2 separate regions of the Homo sapiens genome follow, and region 2 is linked to region 1. Evidence: chromatin loops called from intact Hi-C (ENCODE). Cell type or tissue: PC-9. All regions are shown on one strand. Links, peaks and the distances in the headings refer to the core of each region. The heading gives the core; the rest is flanking DNA.

What was found. A loop is a pair of places that touch in the nucleus more often than their neighbours do. Peaks named below come from ENCODE experiments on the same cell type or tissue, not always from the same donor. Only the 100,000 strongest peaks of a DNase experiment are listed, where the experiment ranks them.
Region 2: a loop joins it to region 1, with 8 times the contacts of the local background. A loop is called at or near these places in 8 of 110 quality-filtered maps.

The regions. Positions count from the first base shown.
Region 1 is chr5:75,264,261-75,267,060 of GRCh38, forward strand. No RefSeq gene overlaps it. Among named protein-coding and RNA genes, the nearest start is that of ANKRD31, 29 kb to the left of the region's middle. In PC-9, for the core only: CTCF peaks have their summits at 1,567 (motif pointing left) and 1,768; a DNase peak (open chromatin) is centred at 1,611.
Region 2 is chr5:73,901,401-73,904,200 of GRCh38, forward strand. The region is part of intron 31 of ARHGEF28 (Rho guanine nucleotide exchange factor 28); the gene reads left to right. Among named protein-coding and RNA genes, the nearest start is that of LINC02122, 200 kb to the right of the region's middle. In PC-9, for the core only: a CTCF peak has its summit at 1,349 (motif pointing right); no DNase peak of the experiment used is centred there; H3K27ac peaks cover 1,610 bases.

The DNA of each region.
Region 1 (2,800 bases), core at 260-2,759:
ATGACAGGGTATCTTATGACTGAGAAAATGAGTGAAGATATCAACATGAATGAATTTTAGAAACCATTCTTACAAAGTTTAAAAATGAAAAACTAAATAATATGTTATTTAGGACCCAATTATTTGTAGTAAAACTTGAAATAAAAGGAATAAATTATAAACAAAATTTAGAGTAGCAATTACTTCTTGGGAGAGGCAGATAAATGGTATGGGGAAGAAGTCTCAGGGGACTCAAAAACATTAGTAATGCCCCCTGTCTTGAGTTGTTTTGTGCATCACAGATGGATTTTTTTGTTATTATTCTTCATTGCTTCCACAGGATGAAGATATACATATAATATATAATTAATATGTTATTATGTATGTCAATTGTAAAGTATATAACTGTATGTAATATATGACATAATTAATACTAATACACAATATGTTAATTTATATAGTATACACTAATTATATACAGTATATTAGTATTAATTATGTAGTATATTATATAGTCACCCTGAGTGGTGGGGTTCTACATTGTAATTTTCTACATTTCCCATGAGCCGGGCATGGTGGCTCACACTTGTAATCCTAGCACTTTGGGAGGCTGAAGTGGCCAGATCACTTGAGGTCAGGAGTTTGAGACCAGCATGGCCAACATGGCAAAACCCCAACTCTACTAAAAATACAAAAAATTAGCTGGGCATGGTGATGCACACCTGTAATCCCAGCTACTCAGGAGGCCGAAGCAGCAGAATTGCTTGAACCTGGGAGGCAAAGTTGCAGTGAGCCGAGATCGAGCCACTGCACTCCAGCCTGCATGACAGAGCACAACTCTGTCTCAAAATAATAATAATAATAAAATTATTACCTACGTTTCCCTAATTGCTTTAATATTAATGCAGTACTTTCATGATCAAAAGATGGTGATTTTTTATAATGTCTAGAATGTTTGCACAGTTTTTTGAAATTTGATCTGAACCTTCTGTCTAGTTTCGTGCTGTGGGAGGGCTAATCTCTAAAGATATGACATTGCTATCTAGTTGACAAGTAGGTGTCAAAACGCTAATGCACAAATTTCAACTATGCCAACATTGCTTTTATTTATTTATTTATTTAATTTCTTTAGTCAGAGTCTCGCTCTGTGGCCCAGGCTGGAGTGCAGCGGCACAATCTCAGCTCACCGCAACCTCCACCTCCTGTGTTCAAGCGATTCCCCCTGCCTCAGCCTCCCGAATAGCTGGGATTACAGGCATGTGCCACCATGCCCGGCTAATTTTTGTATTTTTGGTAGAGACAGGGTTTCACCATGTTGTCCTGGCTGCTCCCGAACTCCTGACCTCATGTGATCCACCTGCTTCGGCCTCCCAAAGTGCTGGGATTACAGGCATGAGCTACCATGCCCAGCCACTAACATTGCCTTTAAACATTCAGTATTCCTTAGTCAGTATTACTTCCTTCCTATCTTTTGAAGATATACTTCCCATGTTTATCCTTAACATTTCCCACGTCTCTAAGGGTCCCTTGAACTCTGAAATTCAGTAACTCAGAAGTCTTGAATGAAAACTAAGATTCTTTTTTCCCCCCAGCCCTTTAGCAACATCTAGTGGGTATTTAGAGACAGGACAAGACAAACTTTTTCCTACATAAGGATCAACCATATAGATGGCAAATTTGACTTAGCAAAAAAAAAGCCATAAGTCTTCAAACAAAATCTCTCCTGTGATTAATTTGTTACATGCATGGGTGTGTATGTAGACACTTAAGATAAAGTACAGCCAGCATTTCCTCATTTAGCCTGCTATAAACATAGACAAGAGTTGTTACTACATTACATAATGGGCATTATCACGAAGAACCTCAGGAAAGATCTGAAGCAAGAGTACCAGCACAGTGTGAAAACCTCCAAAAGCAAAAAGGAAGAATTTGCGTAGAATGGCATCTTTCAGAAACAGAAGTCTCTAGGCATAGAAGCAGAGAGTAACAGAGGAGAGAGAGCAGGAGTGGTGGGCTAGGGAGGGAGCAAAAGAAGAAAAGAATAAAGCAAAATCATTGGGACAGATAGATTTATAGAATCCAGAGTTCTTATCCTAAGATAACTGCAGCTCAGTCATTGCTCGCCTAACCAAAAGTAGGTTTCCCTTCATCATTCAAGCCTGCTCCCCCAAAGATCTTTGCCATCTTTCCCTTTGACTTGCTGCATTACCTATCTCATCTCACTTTCACTGGAGGTTCTGATCCTAGGTAGATGATGGCTGATAGCTGATGACTGAGAGAAAGAAGCTCCTAACTTCTGTCTGTAGAAGTAGATAAAGAAACTATGACTGCAACCTCTCTTATTCCCACCAAAACTTGAGTCCTAACAAAAGCAGCCCTTTTCCTAGAAAGCTGGTAACACATTCCTAAAATTAGTTAGCATTCTGACCTTTACAACATAGGTGGAGACTCTCTCAACATTATCCAGTTATAAGAAGGGGATGGCCTGAGAGTCAGGCATCCTGGGCTCTTTAGCCTCATTACTTTTTAACCCTATTAGCATAGACACTTTAATCTCTCTGTGCCTCAATTTCTCTATCTACAAATTAGATATGATTAATCATTTCCTTGCAATTTTCATGGGCAGTTCTCCATGATCAATTAACATTTATGAAAATGTTTTCCCCATAGAAGAAAATCCAGGAAACCTAGGTAATAGTATTAGCATTCCCATGCACACCTATGAAACAAATACCTGTTTATGGCTATCAACATGTGGTGCTGGGCTGAGATCCACACAAGTTAGGTAAACCCAGTCTTGCAATCTAGGACTATGTTGTTC
Region 2 (2,800 bases), core at 174-2,673, 1.4 Mb before region 1:
CAATTGATTTAAATATTCATATTTAAACTTTCTAACTTATTTCTTCTTCAAATGTGCTTGCACTGCCTGTGTCATGTAGGTGTAAACAAAGCAACGATTGAAAAGTTATTAAAAAGATTAAAAACTCTCCTGTGTATATGTGTGTCTGTGCTCTCTGACTTCTGGTCTTTCTGCCCTGCAAACCTTTGCTTCTCACCCACTATGTCTGGCAGCTCTGGCACCCGGGGGCCCTTTTGCAACCAGATGGCGCCAAAGTAATTGAAACACCTTTTACTTTGGAATATTCTTGCTTCTTTCACCTTCCTTGACCCTCCTCTCCTTGCAGAGTTGATTTCCTGTCACCACCCACATTTCACCTACTTTTTTTGTGGTTAATTTTTAATTAATCTGACCAGTTTTTGCTTGGGGCACAGCGATTCCCAAAGGGAATCCTCTTTTTTGACTTACTGCTATAGACATAGATATTAACTCTCTCTTTAAGAATTAAATACATAAAACTTCCTATTAATGTCTACTGAAAGTGAGATGTCAGAAATAGGGAAGGAATAAAATATGATTCTGGGAGGTGGCTAGTTGGCCTCTTCCTGCTTGTCAGGGCTCCAGAGTTTAGCTTTATCTAAAATTGAATTAGGTACATTAATAGGTGCCAATATGTGTCAATGTGAAAAAATGGCAAATGTCAGATCTTCTCACATATACAACATATTTTACATATTATATACTTTTTGTGTATATTACATAAGACTGAGAAATCAAGTCAAGGACTTTTAAAATCCAGAGAAAAGACAGCTGTGACTGAGTGTTCTTTTTTAAACTTCAGAGGCCAAAATGAGCATAGGAATGTAATATTTTACTCCTTCTGATTGTAAGCTTTCTAATGTATTGCTTCTTAAAATGTTCCTGCTTTTCATCACTTTTAAGTGTGAAGTTTGTGGTGTCCAACTGTGTTAATAGAAAAGAGAGAGTGAATTGGACAGTAATAATTTAATCTTGAACGCAAAGTTGGGTGGCTCCTACCCCTAAAGTCTCCCTCTTCCACTCCAATTCAGCTACAGGTAGATAATTGAGGTTAAGTGTCTGGGTTCTTCTTTGGATTAAGCTATCTGCAAAATTTTTTGCTTAATAAGGCATTTTGAAAGATTAATACATTAATAAACCCAGGTAAAGGGCAGGATCACTTGAAATCAAACTTTTAAAAGGTGTATAATGGATATTTTGTCATTAGCTTCCTCTACAAGGTAAGGTTAGAACAAATTTCTGAAAGAATATTAAAAAATGAAATCTGACTCAAATGCAGAAATAATGGATAAATCGCCAACTGCAGTTTTAAACATTTACCACAAGGTGGCAGAACAACTCCATTAAAAACGCGAAATTTCCTGTCTTGTGTCAAACCTAGTGGCTTTTGGGCATAAGTAACCGCGGGTAGCACAGTCCAACTCATTTCTATGGTTCTAATTTTTATAGACTATAAAAACTCTGTGCCATATGGTCTTACTACAGAAGCAGTGGAGTGTGGATGGGCCACGACAGAGCCAGAAGAGCAGCGAGAACGCCAACCATCCCTCTAGGGCGGGGGTTCTTAGAGCCTGTTCTCTCCCATAGGGTTTGGCACAGATCTAATGTCTTTAAGCTTCATCTCCATTTTCAGCCTCTGTCTTTTCTCTATCAGAGGGGCTGCTTACGAGTGAAATCTTTAATTGGCAGTCCAAGGGAAGCGGAGGTCTGGCTAGCTCATCCTGGCATCATCAGCCTAAACTAATTGAATTTAACAAGTTCAAAATTACCCGAGGACATGACCATGGCTGGCTGCTTTTTATGGCTTAAAATTAGATGAGACAGTAGGCCCTTGAGGACAGGGCATCTGATGGTCTCCCATAGCGTAAGGTGTGAAGTTTACAGTGGGTGATCGATATTTATTTATTGAATGGCGTGCCATCGAGTTCAACTGGGAGTCATTCACTTGTTGAGTGTCCGTGCTATGTCAAGCATCATTCTTATAATATGGAGCACATGGACAAAGTCTCGCTACTCACTGGTTTGCATCCTAGGGAGAGAAGGCCGACAATAAATGAATAAACAAGTGTTCAATTATGGAGGCTGCAAACCATCACTATCCACGTGTGCCCTTAATGTGTGCTGTGGAAGAGACAAAGAACAAGGCATAGACCCTCTCCCTAAAGAACAGACGGTCTCCTGTGGCTGGTTCGTGGCCTCTGCTGCTAGTACTTCTACTATGGCAGTCACTGGTCTGGTGATCTCTGACTGTGGTGGGATCTAGAGCAGCCCAGCTACGCGCGCCACTATGGCCACCGTCTGAGTCTGGTTTCTTTTCCCAACTGCTGTATATGTTGATATCGTGAATCTCAAACATTGAGAAAAGGAGTTAAGGCCAGACATGATATTCTTTCTTTAACTTTCAATCTGTCCTCTAGAATATAAGAGGTCAGCCTGACCCAAAAGACAACTTCAGTCTGGGCACAGAGAACTCAATTCACATTGTGGTTTGCACAAGGTAAATGTTGTTACTTGAGTTTTCAGGGTGTCCTTACTGTCATCCCTTGTTGTTTTAAGGGGTGATTGGGTGAAAATTGCCATCCATCTCAAACATCGACTTTGCGTGAAGGACGCTCTTGTTGTCAAGTGTTTGTTTGATTCTATAGGCTTTTATTTCTGGGAGGAAACTGAGTCAGTATAGATAAGGTAATCAAGTTTAGAGATAGCAAAGTGATTTACCCAAGGTCATACATTTTGGGACACTGCAGGGCAGCTTTTCAGAAGTAGAATGGTTATTCATTTT